2 separate regions of the Homo sapiens genome follow, and region 1 is linked to region 2. Evidence: chromatin loops called from intact Hi-C (ENCODE). Cell type or tissue: dorsolateral prefrontal cortex. All regions are shown on one strand. Links, peaks and the distances in the headings refer to the core of each region. The heading gives the core; the rest is flanking DNA.

Region 1 (8,264 bases), core at 8-8,007, 380 kb after region 2:
CTAACAGCCTGAGGCCCTGGCTACATTTCCTCTAAACCCAGCTCTGTCTGCAAATGGCCATGCCACTGCATGGAAGGCTTGGTGTAGTCAAATGTAATCACATATCAACAATCCCCTATTATAGCTGCTAAGCAGAATCACCCAAGGCATCTTTTTAAAACACAGAGTCAATCCCAGACCCCACCCCAAATTGACTCAATCAGAATCTCAAGGCCTGGGCCCTAGGAATCTGATGTTTTTTCAATAGAGACAAGGTCTTACTATGTTGCCCAGGCTGGCCTCAAACCCCTGAACTCAAATGATTCTCCTGCCTCAGCCTCCCAAAGTGCTAGAATTCTAGGCGTGAGTCACGGTGGCTGGCAGACTCTGAATTTTTAAATCTCCCCAGATGATTTGATTTAGCCAGATGAAGGGATGGAACCAGTGCCTAGAATGCATGAGCTCCCTCCTTACCAGCACCACAAAAGGGGAAAAAACCCACCTCTGTCCCCACTGCCACACATTAGGTAGCACTTGAGACTCCTCAGACCGAGGTAGCCAGGTGCAGCCCAAGCTCTGCGCCACACCCAGTCACCCTCCCTCTCCCATAACATATGAACACCTCCTCCCATCACCTGGGCTCATTTTTCTCTGAGCAGGTAGAGACTGTGGGGCCATGAGGAGTCCCAAGAGCTGCTCATTCCACCTCTCTCATCTAAGACCCACATCCCTCCACTCCCCTGCTCTGAACCCAGAAGCCCCAGGCGGGAGCTGAGTCACAGAAAGACAGGAGTCACTGCTCCTTCCCTTGCCTCCTCGGTGGGTACACCAGGAAGCGAGCACTGCATTCTCCTATGGAATCCCAATACCTGCTTCTGCTTCCTACCTTCTGTCCCAGCAGAGCCTCTGGTAGAGTCCCCTGTTCCAGCACGACATGCAGTTTCAGTGCTGTGCCTGGTGGGACTGCATCGCCAGCATGTCACAGGGCCAGGGCCACACTGAGTTTAGGGATGGGGCCTTTGAGAAGCTGAAAACATGTCACTTAATTCAAATATATTTACGGTTGTCTCCTTGTGATAGGAATTATGCATTTGTGATGGAGTTGAGTCCTGGCACAGAGATCAAGAGGCCGGAAGAGCAGATTGGAAAAGGGAGTTCAGAAGCTTAGTCCATGGTCCTGTCCGCTCAAGATCAGACATGCTTGGAGCTCTGCTGAATTTTAATCTTCACTCTTATTCAAAACCATTGACTCCTAACGCCTGGGAAAGCCAGTGGAGAGAGGGCTTCCCTCTGAGTAAATTCGAGGGAAGCATGTGGTAGAGAATACCCATGGCTGTCTTGTAAAATGAAGCCCCCAGGCACCAGCTCTAAATTCCCTACCGAATGTGACTTACTCATCTAGTTCCATCGTCCAAGGCCCCAGTTTTCTCTTTGCTTCAATATGTACATCAATATACTATCTTCAACTTTTGTAGCATTTTCTATGCTGTTTAGCCCTGTATGCATTATCTGTTTCCTTTTTTTTTTTTTTTTTTTTTTGAGACAGGGTCTCACTGTAACCCCAGGCTGGAGTGCAGTGGCACGATGATGGTTCACTATAGCCTTGAACTCCTAGGCTCAAGCAATCCTCCCACCTCACCCCCGGCCAGTAGCTGGGACTACAGGTATGTGCCACCATGCCTGGTTTTTTTTTTATACAGGGTCTCACTGTTACCCAGGCTGGAAGGAATGCAGTGGCGTGATCATGGCTCACTGCAGCCTCGAACTCTTGTGCTCAGGTGATCCTCCCACTTTTGCCTCCTGAGTAGCTGGGACTACAGGCAGGCACCACCATGCCCAGCTAATTTTTTGTGTTTTTTTAATAGAGACAGGGTCTCACTATGTTGCCCAGGCTGGTCTCGAACTCCTAGACTCATGCAATCCGTCTACTTCAGCCTCCCAAAGGGCTGGGATTACAGGCATAAGCCACTGCATTCAGCCTTTTTTTTTTTTTTTTTTTTTTTTTTGTGGAAACAGGGTCTCACTGTGTTGCTCAGGCTGGTTCAAACTCCTGGTCTCAAGTGATCCCCCTGCCTCAGCACCCCCAAAATCTTGGGATTGCAGGCATGAGCCACCGCACCTTGCCTGTTTACTTTAGATTTGGGATCCCCAAGTTCCCCCTGCCATATGCCCCTACCAAATGAAATCTCTCTAGTCACTCTTCTCATTCAACATTCATGGTGGCAAGACGAGGAAGATTATTGTACACTCCCTGAGACTTAGAAGGAAATGGGCACCTGTTATTTCAGCTGACCAGATTCCTTACCCAGAAATCCACCTGAAAGAGGTCTGGAGTCAGCATGAATTACTAGCTGTGTGAGGTGAGGGATGCCGCTTCACCACTCTGAGTGTTAGCTTTCCCATCTGAAACACGTGGATAATATTGGCTACACTGCAGAGGCCCTGAGAGGATTACATGTAATGTATGTAAAGCAGCTGGTACACAGTAGTACTCAATAAATGGTAGCTATAATTATTACTCACCTCCTTCATCATAATCTTCAAGCATGAAAAGTACTGTGGGTGTCTTGAGGGTCCAGCCGAGCAGGACAAGGCATTCCTTTCATGTTTTCTTTCCTAACTGCATTGCCCTCCTCACTCATTCTTTTAAAACTAAGTAAAATAAGACTGACCTAATTCTTCCCACATTTATCCAAATGAAAAATCTAGAACTCAGCTTTGCTGCTCTCCAGATTCTGTTTTCTGCCATCAATCCGCAAGGACACACCACCCAACTTTTTTTTAAATTTACAATTTTTTTTTGAGACAGAGCCTTGCTCTGTCGCCCAGGCTGGAGTGCAGTGGCATGGTCTCCACTTACCACAACCTCTCCCTCCCAGTTCAAGCGATTCTCCTGCCTCAGCCTACTCAGTAGCTGGGATTACGGGGGTGCAGGCTACCACACCTGCCTAATTTTTTTGTATTTTTAATAGAGATAGGGTTTCACCTTGTTGGCCAGGCTGGTCTCGAACTCCTGACCTCAAGTGATCCCCCCCCCCCCCCGCTTCGGCCTCCCAAAGTGCTGGGATTACAGGTGTGAGCCACCGCGCCCAGCCAAAAAAAAAAAAAAAAAAATGTTTTTTTGAACCAAGGTGCGGGCCAGAGCTATTCGGCTAGAACTGAGAAGATAGCGACACTGTGTGGTCACATGCAGAACTGCAGACCAGTCTGGAGTGGGTTCCAGGCTGATCATTTGCTCCGACCTAAGGCCGTGATATCTGTCAGATGAGACGTTAGGTCCATTAAAAAGTTTACTTGCATGTTAGAAAATAAAATGAGGAAGGAAACATAGCACCTAAAAAGCGTGAGTGTAATTATTTCCTATTTCACAGACGTGTCCTGCCTGTCATAGCATTCAAGGTCTATATGGCTTTTGCTGTCAAAACAAAAAGGACAAAAGAAGGCCAGCCACAGGGCGTAAGTCAGTTTTCTTTCTTTCTTTCTTTCTTCTTTTTGAGACAGAGTTTCGCTGTATTTGCCCAGGCTGCTGGAGGTGCAATGGTGCCATCTCAGCTCACTGCCACCTCCGCCTCCCGGGTTCAAGCGATTCTCCTTGCCTCAACCTCCCAAGTAGCTGGGATTACAGGCACCCACCACCACGCCCGGCTAATTTTTGTATTTTTTAGTAGAGACGGGGTTTCACCATGTTGGCCAGGCTGGTCTCGAACTCCTGACCTCAGGTGATCCGCCTGCCTTGGCCTCCCAAAGTGCTGGGGTTACAGGCGTGAGCCACCACACCCGGCTGTAAGTCAGTTTTCAAATGCCTGCTGGGTGCCCCCAAGAGCCGTGGAAGATTTGCAGAAACATCCTGGCAACCCTTACCCCTCTCAGGTCTTACTTTTTGGCATGCTCAGACCTTGAAGAATGAGGAAAATGTATGAAGGAAGCAATTGATACTGTAGAGTGGTCCTGTCAGAGGGAAGATACCTTTAAATCATCCACAGGGATGACTGGCCTTCAAATACAGCTCAGTATTGAAAAATGAATGCACCTGCAGGGCAGAATACCAGCCAGGGGCTGTCACTGACTCTAGTCTATTCTCTGCTTCTTAGCAACTTGGCTGCCTGAACCCTGCAAGGTAGATGAATGGGTGTGTGTCCTATCCTGGGTTATTCAGAGAACAGAAGCCTTCCTCTTCACACTAGTGGGCTCAGGTTTTTCCTTATTTTAGACAATCCTCAGGACTTGTTCCATAATTATGCATTTTCACAGATAAAAGACTCCTCAGTAAAGCTATCATGAGAATTTCCAGAGTAAATACTTAGGGGTCTCATTCACACCAACTGGATTATGTGTTCTCTGGATCTAACCATCCGCCGAGAAATTTATGAGAACGTGAGCAGTTCCTCTCACCTTGATGAGTTCTTCAGCCCCTCCACTCATTGACTTGAACTGCTGCAAAGTCATGCAATGGTGGACAGAGCCCTGACCAGAAGCCCCTCCTGGGAATCTGGGACAAGGACCAGGAGAGATTCAGAGTCCCTTCCTGGGGCTGGAACTGTGAGAGAGAGAGAGAGAGAGAGAGAGAGAGAGAGAGAGACCTCAGAGGAGAGAGGAGGAAGGGAGAGGGATCCAGAGGTGTCCAGGTCAGCTCCTGAAGACCCTGGCGTCTTTGAGACTCTTGGGACCCTCATGTCATACTCCTTCTTCATAATCTGACTCAAATTGGTTTCTATTACTTGCAATTTTGATAGAACAAATGATATGATGGACCACGCAGTTAATCACATTATGCCTCAGTTTCCTTGTCTGTTCATGAAGAAACATCATTCATTCATTCACTCAGCAAATATCTATTGAGTGCTTTCTTTGTGCTAGGCACTGTTGTGGGTGATGGCAGACATAGCAGGGAACAAAAGAGGTATCAAAACTTCCCTTATGAAACGTAACTGCTGCTAAGAAGTCTCTGGAAATAAATATACGAAAGACGTAACTTCCAAATCAGGGACCAGCCGAAGAGCTGGCTGACCCAACAGGCAGAGCACCAATATGGAATGAGGCCAGGGTCACTTCAAACAGTACTCACTCCTTTTGGCTTTACAGTGAGATTGGATCAAAAGGGTTCACCTTTTCTATAGTGTCTGTTCTTTCACGTCTTTCCTTGGGTCCCTGCTGAAGTCCCCTCCTGATATTCTGCTGAAAGCCTCCCCACCACCCGGTTTCCACACCAGCAAACCCTCTCTTGCCCCGAGTGATTTGAGTCTGTTTCTTTCTCTCTCTTTCTCTCTCTCTGTCAATACTGCAGTTTCCTTCTGGCTTTGGCTGTGAGCAGCTTTCAGTCTATTTTCAGTTCTCCTGTGGAGCAGCAGATAATACACATACATCTGTAATTCTTAAAATCTCATTGGAACCATCCCTCCTCCCACCCAGTTGTTTATCACAACGACTTAGAAGGCCTAAATTAACTGATTCAGCTCTGTCTTCTACTGCTGCTTCTGGTAGGGCTGCAAATGAGCAGCATGAAGACCAAAAGGCCTGCAGCAAGAGGGAGGAAGCAAGGACTGGAGAATCTACGTGAGGAATGCCCAAACTCTGCAACAAGCTAGAAAATTAACTGTGGATGGCTTCAGTCTTCCACACTGCCTGACGTCTGATCCTCACTGCTGGGCCCAAATCTTCTTACTTCAGAGAAAAATGGGCAAGCTCCCATACTTCTTATGTAAAACCAGAATTAAAGCACCCACCCTTTACTTACTGTTTTAGTATAAACACAATGCAGAGATTCTTACATAATAAAGAACTAACAGTAACACTTAGCAACCATGGCTCACAGCCCTTCTCAGCTCCCCAACATTCCTTCTAGAGATATGAAGCCTGTCATCACCAGCCAGGCAGAGGACAAACATTTCCAATAAAGATAGACAACCCAGGCTCTGCAACGTCTCAGCCAGAAGTGTTGAGTTGTTTTTAATTTTTTACATACTCCATGCCTCTGGTGCCTCTCCACCTCCACCCCCAAATTAATGAAAAATACTCATTTCCAGACACACACATAGAGAGACACACACACACACACACACACACACACACACACACACACAGAGGTTCTCCCAAAATCCACCTGCCCAGTGTCAGTGGTGTCTGGCAATGGAGCAGAGTGTTTCAGATGGAAACACTATTTTCCACACTCTCGGGGTGGTGTGGCTCTCTGCCAAGGAATAGGCTTGTCTGATAAGCTACTGCATCTGTAAGATCTCTATCTCATGGAGGACATCTTGCTAGTTCCTAAAACTGCAGGGGATGACGGAGCTTAAATACGATACTAATGATTAAAGAGAGGAAGCAGGGCAGAATTTCCAAGGCAATAGCCAATTTGAGGTTTCAATACAAAGAGCAAGTTTTGTTTCTCACCTCAAAGGATGGAGAGTGGAAGAGAACAAAATGGGCTCTCCAAGTAAGGACTTTGAATCCAAGTTCTGGAGAATTTGTCCATGATGCTTGGATGAATGGAAGCCTGCCCTAACCTCAACCATACCTGTGACTGCCTTCCTATCCTCCCATCCTCTAGCTGTCCATCTGTCTTCTTATTAAATGGAGGCAGTCAGGCATACCTTTCTCTTAATTTTTGAAGATAAGGCAAAGACAAATAGCTAAGAACATATCGCCTTATGATAGACATTCAGGAAATAGATCAGTAGGTCTCTACCCATCGTAGGCAGAGGAGGGAGGGAACATCCCAGGGCAAATCAGTTCTGCCCTGTACCAGAAAGCTCTTTCCAACGCATCAGCAAGGTTCCCTGGGATGGCTGGGACTGCTTGGTCGAGGCATTACACCAATGTAATGATCTGGTGAGACTACATGTTGATTATAACACATTTCAGGTACTAGGGAACCCTGCCAGGGGCTGCAGAGAGCACTGGGCTGGGAATCAGGACCAGGCTTCCTGCCTCCCGGCAGGTCTTAGCTCTCCGTAACCGCAAGTCCAGTGTGGTCTTTGAGCTAACAGCATCGGATCCCTTCAGGTCCCAGGCTCTGCCCCAGACCAGCTGAATATGAATTCCTGGTGCTGGGGACCCAGCACTCTGCATTTTTACAAGCACACTAAGGTGTGGGACCTGCTCAGGATCTGGAGGTTCTTATCTGGAGCCCCAGAAGCTTAAGCTGTGATTGCCATGTTCCCTTCCTGCTCCAACATTCTGTGATTCTGAGCAGAAGCTCACTTGCTTTTCTCAGGTTGGTTTCCACATTCTCCAGCCACATTCCTACAGCGTTACTGGTCACTTCACAGACAGGATTCCAATCCACCAGGATTCAACAAGCAAGTAACAAGTAACTATACCCGTATGCCAACCTACTTAGAAAAATAGGTCAGTGGATGCAACAACCACGCTGGTGTTTGAACACAACTTGCTCCCACATCAGAAAGAAAACTGATTCACTCTACCACTTGCCATGACTCTGCAGGAAAACCTTACTCTGATAAGGATTATCCATCTCCCTCCATGAACACGGAAGTGACTTCTGGGGATTGTGGACAATCATTCTCAGCTCATTTCTGGGGGCTTCTAAGAACAGGTTAGATTTCAGCTCTTAAACAGTTTGAGCACCTGATACAAAGTAATTCCCCAAACCTCTAGAACTGATGTGGGGAAGAACAGTGATGTTAGCCAGTGTTTCAAAACCCTATTATCATGGTTGATCTGTGCATCTGGATAGTTATGGTTAAAGGTGGTTAAGATGGTTAAATGTCAATGAATGAAGACGAGGACATGGTTTTCATCTTTTGTAGACCAATTCACTTCAATCATTTTTTTTTCTTTCGAGACAGGGTCTCACTATGTTGCCCAGGCTGGAGTGCAGTGGCATGATCTTGGCTCACTGCAACTTCTGTCTCTCAGGTTCAAACAATTCTCCTGCCTCAGCCCCCAAGTAGCTGGGATTACAAGTATGCACCACCATGCCTAGCTAATTTTTGTATTTTTAGTAGAGATGGGGTTTCGCCATGTAGGCAAGGCTGGTCTTGAACTCCTGACCTCCAGCGATCCACCCACCTCAGCCTCCCAAAGTGCTGGGATTACAGGCATGAGCCACCCTGCCCGGCCATAACTTCAATCATTTTCTTTCATGAAAATGAAATGTCACCTTGAAAGTATCAACCAAAGGAATCTGGGTAACAGTGTGAGTTAGCTACAGGTGAAATAACTCTAGGTCTGAGGTTCTTGGTTGGGTCAGAACATTCTCCCTCAGGTACTAAAGAGACAGGTAGTATGCATGGCATAAATGCCCTCAGGCAGAATCTCTTTTA
Region 2 (8,391 bases), core at 67-8,066:
CAAACTCCTACTCATCCTTTAAGACTCAGCTCAAGAGTCCCGGGTCAAGTTCTTCTTCCTCTGTGTTCCCATAGAGCCTACCGCTATCTCTATCAAAGCACTAGTTATATTGCTGTAGTTATTTGTTTACCTCCTGTATTCCCAACTAGACTCTCAACATCTCAAGGGCAAGAACGATGTTGTACTTACCTTTGAATTTCCTTTACCAAGAATAGTACTTGGCTCACAGTAAGTGCTTAATAAACATCTGATGAATAAATGAATGATTGCTCTATCTATCCTGTTGGTGGTAGAGAATTAATCCAAAAAATATATTGCTAATGGTGCAATTTCAGGCATATTACAGGCTGGTAAAAGAGAAATTTTGAAACCAAGAGACCTGCCCTACTTCTATCAATCATCTCATAAAAGTATCTACATGAAAGGCTGCTCTTGAGCTGGTAGCTAATGTTCCTGGAAAAACTCCCTGGCAGGTTACCCAGGGAGATTAGTTTAAAGGGAGGTTGTTACACTTGTCCTCTCATCATTGTTTAGTGAGTTACTTAGCCAAAAAGATCCTCTACCAGGGGATTGGAACTCTGCATGAAAGTTTCAGCTCTTATTTGTCTATTAAAAGGCCCATGTTATTTGCAAAGGGCTGTCTGTTGGCCTCATAGACCAATATTCACAGCACCTGTCTTTTGCAATTTCCTACCTATGGACATTGTGTTTACTTATATAACATTTGCAATCCTTGCATTTAACAGTGTCCCATTTGTAACACCTGGATTTATCAATTTCCACTTCCCAGCATCTGTCTTTTACAGGCTTTTTTTTTTGACAAAATTTATGTTAAGGGATTTCACCTGTCAACATACCTGGGCACAGGACAGTCAGGGTGTTGCTGTAATATTGGAGTGAATTGCTAGGAAGTGACTTGCATGGGGAAAAAAACATCAGGTCAAGCAATAAAAAGGAGAAATACCATGTAAGCCAGATTTATTTCTACAATAACTGGAAATTAAAAGGAGAAACAGTTGTCACATGTCAAAGCTGCCCGGCAAAACTAGCACCCTATTAAGCATGGGTTCAGCTATCTCCAGAAATAGTTCCTGAATCATATCTCAACAATTCTCTTCTTTTATGTTTCTTTGACTTATCAAAAACTCTCCTAAAATCCATTCCTTATTTTGAAAACTGGACTCTGTATCTTAAGTGGCCAAACATAGCAAAATAATAAAGATAAGAAAGAAGTATCTGAGAAGCAGCACTAAGAATTCAGTGTCTGTGAGCAATAATGAGGGCTTACTGAGCTGGGAAGTTTTGGGGGTCACCCAAAGCTTGGGGGTCCAGTCTGTTACATAGTCGGATTAAGTAGTCACCCACATAGCATCCTATTAGTGATTATAAAAGTCACCCTATCCCCAGATATCTGCAATCTCTGTCAGAGTGCCACCGTGACTCGAATTCTATGAAAGGAAATATAATCTTTAGGTTAAACAGTGATTCATTAAGTACCCTATTTTAGAGTGCAATATCCATATGAGAAAGAACCCTGCAAATCCTAAGTCACTAACAGCTTCATAGGAATTATTTAATCATGTCTCTTTTCTCCAGTATGTCAGGGACCTGGGCTATGTTGAGTGCACAGTCTTCGTCAGTAGGGTTTTGTCTGGGTGCTTTTGGGAGGGAGTGAAGGGAAATGCAGAGAAAAGGAAGCTTTAATGAGAGAAAAGAATATTGAAAATAGAGTCGGTGGTCCCGAAGAGAAGCCTCACCTGCTTTACAACGTTGCCTAGAACAATACACTCGAAATCCACCAAGAAGGACTCTGTTTTCCAGTGGGCTAGACCAGGGGGCCTCAAACTTAAATGTGCATAAGAATCCCCTGGGGTTATTTTTAAAATACAGATTCTGATTCAGTAGATCTGGGTAGAGCCTGAGATTCTGGATTTCTTATAAGCTTCCAGGTGAGGCTGATGCTGCTCTACCCCAGACCATGCTCTGAGAAGTGAGGGTTATATAGAAGGCACAAGTATCTTCAGAACTTCGTGCTGTTCCTCCAGTGGGACACAATTACAATCCTGAGCTGATGGAAACCCTTCCATGACTGGTACGATGGTGGAAACCAGTTCTGCAGTGCACCCCTGCCTGACCTGCACAAAGTGGGGAACACGTCCCTTCCCAGGAGACTTGCATCTGAGTTGGGACCATTCTGACCCTTTTCTCCCCTTCAGAGGCCCAAGGACATTTTTGGTGTACCCAATGCCTTTTAACAATTTCAAGACCAAGTGGGGCCCGAAGATACTTTAACTCACAGCTAACTCTGAAATAATAATACAAGAATTGCTGTTAGCGGACAGTGAGCCCAATGCAGTGTTTGATGATACCAGTAATAAAGGCAAGAGAAATCCTACAATCTCACATTTACATGTGCAGAAGATTAAAATTCCTCCCATGCCTACCAAACAAGGAAGTCTTTATTTCTGTCTCAAACAACTTGAGGAGGTAAGAGAATACAAGTAAATAGCAGATTACTCCGTCTCATGATGTGATCCAGTCGTTGGCTGAAGCTCTGTTTACTCCTATGTATAGATGAGGCAGGATGCTCAGAGAGCTTTGGCTGGTGGAACTTTGCCTAGAATGAATCCTGCCTAAAAACTGCCCCCTAAAGCAAGGTAACTCATGCCACCTGGAGCAAGAACCAGCTCCTAAGGACATACATAGCAAAGTAAGCAGACAAGAAGGTTTTGAAAACAAGGGGAAATGAGTGAACTTGGTCTCTTGCCGCTGGTGTGGAGCCTTTGTTTTGCTGTTAGCAAACCTTCCTCCCAGGGTACCCCGAATCCTCCTGTGCTAACCCCTCCAGTGTCAAGACTAAGCAGCTACTCTGTAGCCCATTTCCTCATCTGGTCACTAAAGGGTTACCTGATAATGACTTAAGGTATAACCCTTCCTAGGGCATTTGCTTTTTAAAGATAGGAAAGGGGAGGCTGGGCGCCGTGGCTCATGCCTGTAATCCCAGCACTTTGGGAGGCCGAAGAGGGCAGATCACAAGGTCAGGGGTTCAAGGCCAGCCTGACCAACATGGTGAAACCCTGTCTCTACTAAAAAGACAAAAATTAGCCGGGCGTGGTGGCGCATGCCTGTAATCGCAGCTACTGGGGAGGCTGAGGCAGGAGAATCTCTTGAACCCGAGAGGCAGAGGTTGCAGTGAGCCAACATCGCACCTACAGCCTGTGTGACAAAGCAAGACTCTGTCTCAAAAAAAAAGATAGGAAAGGGGAGGGAGGATGAAAATCCACTGTCCCATACAACTGCCCTCTGCTGGGTGTTCATTTCTGAGCTCTCCAGAGCTAGAGGCTGGGGCAGCACCCACAAAGCCTGATTCCCCTTTTCTGTGCAATAGATGATCAGAGCGCCTACCCTGAAGTGACTTCTGGAAGGTCCAGCTGTGAGTGGCCCAGCCCACTCCACTGCTCATTCCTTCCCACGGCCCACTCAGACACTAAGGGATAGATGGCTTTCTGGACTAGGTCTACGTGGCATCATTTCAGATTTCAGCTACACGCTTTTCAATGCAACAAAGCGTTATTATTTCCACTAAGTATTGAATTGCACACGATACCAATGCAGCACTTGTCTAAAAGCTATGACATTTGAGAAGTCCTTGGGAACCATCCCTAACTCACCCTCCAACCCCATTTACCAGTAAAGAAAATAAACCCCAAAGAAGGTGTTACAAGAGATAACTTATTCACAAGACCGCAAAATTAGCACCAGAATCCTCTCCTCCCCTGAAGCAGAAGAGCCACAGCGTCTACCCTCAAGGAAAAAGACTTAAATCACAACGGTGGAGATTTAGATCCGGCATAAAGAAGAACTCGCTGGTAATGAACATGATTAAATACTAGAACAGACAGCCACAGGGAATTGTGAAATCGTCCTCCCCAGAGATATTTTAAAATAGGACAGTTAACCATCTGTCTGAGATGGTTTAAGTACCGTCCTGCCTCGGAAGTAGGAAAATAATAAGATGATCCCCTCACCTGTCGCATTTGTGGTTCTATAGGCACACCTGGCTGCAGGTGCACATATTATGGGGATCCCAGCTTGAATCTGGGCTGTGTCCCCTAGTGGCACTCAGATGAGTCCGCGCACTTACACAGCGTGGGAGGCCCACAGGGCTCTGTTGAGGTTGGGTGGGAAGGTGTCTGCACAGAAGAGGTTCGCACAGGAGATTCTGGGGAGAAAAGAAGGGAGGAGGAAGAAATGGAAATGTCTATTTCCCTGCACCCCATCACCTCCCGGCCGCTTGTAGCACCATCCTACCCACTCCCTGCCTTGCAAGCCTCATGACTGCCCCTCTTGCAGACAGAACCCAGGGGCTCCAAGAAACAGAGCCCTTCTTTGTTTCCAAATGACATCGCACATCATCCGGTAAGAGGAAAGAATGGTTTTCTCGTTTCCTTAAAACATCCAGAATGGCTCCGGCCAGGTGCAAATGACAGGAAAACGGCCTCCTTCAGGACTTGGAAGGTGGCAGTTCTGGAGCAGCAGGAGAACGTGCCTTGGCGCAGACGCCGGCGCCCCGCGGAGGGCCCGGGCACACGCGCCGGCGCAGGGGAGGCCACGCCCCCGGGCCTTGCGGTCTCCGCGCATCTCCGCGCACCAGCAGGGGGCGCCGGCACCTGAGGTGGACGACGGGGCTGTCGCGGTTGCGGCTCTGAACCGGCGTCGGCCTTTACCGTTTCCACGTGTGCCGCTTCCAGTGCCCAGACCTCCTTCTCCTCTTCACCCCCTCGCCTCGCCAGCTCCTAAGGCTTCTTCCCCTGTCCCGCAAAGTTGGATTCGGTGTCCCATAGCATCCTGTACTTTCCTAATTATATTTACACACAGAATGAAAATCACCTGTCTGCCTGTCTCTCCCCATTCCCATCTATAGATTCCTTGCACAGGGACTATCTGTTATTCACAGCTATATCTGCAGAGCCTGGCACGAAGGAGGCACTCCGAAAGGTGTTTTTTGAAGAAGTGAGTACATACATGAATGGGAAACTACGAGCTTAAATCACACTAGATGAGCCAGTTAGCCCTCGAATTATTTCAAAGTCGTCGGATATTGAACCAGCATATTACACTGGCCTTCTCTTTGAGCTGTGTGCTGGGGAAGTTTACTTTAGAGTAATAAAACAGAAAGTATTAAGAGGGACTCTTAGTATTAAATACCCACCACAGTACCCTCAACCTTAGTACCTCAGCCTCTGCCTGAGACCTCCGAGGGATGGAAATGCAGCCCCAGCTGGGCTTGTTCATCCCATCTCTGGACAACTCTGACCATGAGCAAGTTCTTTATCAGGTTGCGTGGAATCTCGTTCCTCTGACATCTTCCCTGTAGTTCTCTTTCAGTTATCTGGCATCTCACGGAGAAAGTGTACTCCCTTCCACACACCAGGGAGGCTTACAAAAAGGAACACGGCCTTGGATCTAAAAGGACTTGGATGTGGCAAAATCTTAACTTTCCCACACTAAGCATGTGAGTTTGGGCGAGTCACTGAACCGCTCTCTTCAAGCCTCAGTTTCATCATCTGTATAATAGGAATAAAGATATCCACCTCATGGGGTTGCTGTGAGGATTAAAATGAGTTAGTATGTTCCAACGGCCTAAGGTGTAGCAGATGTTAAAAATGTGGTCGTTATTATTATTAATAAATGTTGCAATACAGTTACTGTATTCTCTTCCTCCCCTCTCTACGAATCTTTGCTTCTCTAGGCCAGAACATGAGCCACTCTCCCATCCTCTTCCATGCTCCTCTGTCTTTCTCTGTCAGTGCTTCTCTCGGAACATGCTGCCAGCACTAAGCTGTCTTCGAGGGCAGTATGGCCAGGGCCAGGCAAACTCTCACCACCTCTATTTGGAATGCTAGACATCTATTCACGGTGCCTACATTTACTTTAACTTTATTGGCAGCTGCATCTGCTGAGGTTCCTGGGCATTTTGACTATGTTATTCTCACTTCTCTAGAGGGATGTTTGCTGGAGATTTGACCTGGGGAATGATTTTAAATGAGAGCGAGCTGGGATGTTGTTGTTGTTTTGTTGTTGTTGTTGTGTTGTTGTTTTCTCATGTTTTAGCATGAGGTTGCCAGAAAAACTTTGTCCTTAGGATTATACTGTGAATCATGTCCAAAGCTCTGAACACAATGCCCCCAAGCCCCAAGGACTCTGAGACTCCAGGAGACATATAGCCCAGAGGAGTGGAGATGAAGCTCCATTTTTCAGGAAAGAAGGGACAGTCGGCCTTATGTGTTTTGAAGATGTAAACATAGCCTGGGTTTGGAGAGAAAATGGGATCCATGTCCTGGGTTCCAGGGTGTCGGATGCCAGAGCTGCCCCCTCAGCATCCCAGGATAGACTTGCAGGCCAGGTGGTGGCCGAGCACATGGGCGGACTTGAGCCTGCAGAGGGCGGGCATCATGGGGGCATCTGTGTCAGGGCCAGAAAGAGGACCCAGCTGGACACAGAGACTGGCTTCACTTGTTCTGGGACATCCTGTCCACACCTTCCTCAGGGTTCCTTGTACGTCAAGGAATGGAGAATCAAGCACCTCCCCTCTGGAAGTGGAATGGCCAGCGGAACTCCCCCAGGGTGGGTTAGCTACATCACTGCACCTAACCAGGCACTGCCTGTCAGTGTCATAGGCTCACCTGGCATTTTACTCCACCACCCCCTACCTTCAGTTTAAAACCCTTCTGATCAAACTGGGAAACATTAATTTTTCACAAAGAAGTCCCCTCGAAAGCAAGCACTGGAGGGATGTTTTATAGGGAGAGAGGTTCTCTTTCCTGACTTGTGTTATTATTTCCAGGACCAGCGCTTCAGCGTTGTTAAATCAGGACCTCGTTCTATAAATATTTCTGATTTGAAAAGCCGCATTCATGTTCTCTACTGCAAAATCTAAGCCCGAGATGGCAGCAGCATCTCAGGAATACGGAATATGAAGAAAACACAGCACAGTTGTTAGCTCCAGCTGCTGATGTTCTGAGCTGCCTGTCCATAATTCAGAGGACAAGACAAGGTCACTCATAAACACCACTGAACTGTGTCTCCTTTCACGGGTTCTGCATAAAAATATTGCAGCCCCAATGAACATCAAACAAGTGTAATGGATTGGTTTAATTCACATCCGAACACTCACAAACACAGTGGCCCTAATAACATTCCTGTTTCCAGTGGATTTCCATGCTTGTCAATTATTCTGAAACATCAACTGTCTTAACGTTGACAAACAAGATGCTAACTTGATTTTTTAACAATCCTTTTCAAGAGCAACAGAGTCCATTCTCTATGTGTGCCATCCACAGGCATGGGCTTGAGCCTCCTGGCCGGGTGTGCTAAGTGCCCCTAGGGTACACCCAAAATACGGCAGGTGACAGAGAAATTGATGTTCACTTTAGGGACTGTCCATGGCACTAAGGCTGATGTGAGTTATACTGATATAAGCACTCATATGACACCTAAAACTGGGAAGGAACTCAAGCAGAGATGGATGGGTGTTTGGGACCACAGGAACTCCTCCAAGTTGCTCCCTTAGAGCATGCCCGCCCCCTCCGGTTACCGAGACTGCCGCAAGCCGTGCTCCCACTCACGTGTGAGCCACCCCTCCTCCCTCTACCTTGCAGCATGGGGATGGGAGCTGTGGTTACACTGCTCTTACCCCTTCCAAACACATACACACAGACACACACACACACACACACAAACACACTCACACACACACTCACACAGAAAGAGCAACACATTTGTCTCCAGGGTGGGGAAATAATAAACAAAGGTGACTATTGCATACTCATGAAAAGACACAGCCCACAGCTGCCCTCTCTCTCCTGAGATCCTGCCACTGTTGCTCAGGAGGCCAGTATTCTCGGGGCATCTCAGGAGGATTGAGCAGGACTTGGAGAAAGCCAAAGAAAGCCACTGAGCCATCTACATTCAAAATGGTATCAAAGCATTCCTTACTGTATAGTAAAATCCAACCATGAATTTGATTTGGGATACAGCCTGGGCATCAGAATTTTAAAATCTCCCCAATAACTTTATTTTACATTCAGAACCTTTACTCTAAGGTAAGGGGTAGTAGGATAGGTAGAGAGATAGAGACCCAAGGAGACTGGCTTTCAAGCTTCATGTCCATAGAAAATAAGGATGGAAATAAAAAAGAAACTCATTATCCAATCCTCTTTTGTTCAAACAAAAGACATGGGACAAGGAATGCAGCAGAGGAGACAGGCACGCATTGTCTTCTGGAAGGTTGAGCCTGAAGAACACAGCACAGCCCCCCATTCACCGTGCTGCCACTTGTGTGCCAATGAATCTGGCCTCCCACTTAGTCCAAACTCACTTGGACACCAG

The links. Peaks named below come from ENCODE experiments on the same cell type or tissue, not always from the same donor. Only the 100,000 strongest peaks of a DNase experiment are listed, where the experiment ranks them.
Region 1: it touches region 2 in a loop (3-fold over the local background); 18 of 110 quality-filtered maps call a loop at or near these places.

The regions. Positions count from the first base shown.
Region 1 is chr12:1,647,898-1,656,161 of GRCh38, reverse strand. No RefSeq gene overlaps it. Among named protein-coding and RNA genes, the nearest start is that of MIR3649, 8.4 kb to the left of the region's middle. In dorsolateral prefrontal cortex, for the core only: a CTCF peak has its summit at 3,184; a DNase peak (open chromatin) is centred at 3,181; H3K27ac peaks cover 7,241 bases.
Region 2 is chr12:2,031,343-2,039,733 of GRCh38, reverse strand. It overlaps a transcript of CACNA1C not described here. Among named protein-coding and RNA genes, the nearest start is that of CACNA1C-IT2, 13 kb to the left of the region's middle. RefSeq lists a silencer at 4,503-4,792. In dorsolateral prefrontal cortex, for the core only: CTCF peaks have their summits at 4,450 and 4,651 (motif pointing right); DNase peaks (open chromatin) are centred at 4,283, 4,653 and 6,976; H3K4me3 peaks cover 2,026 bases; H3K27ac peaks cover 3,240 bases.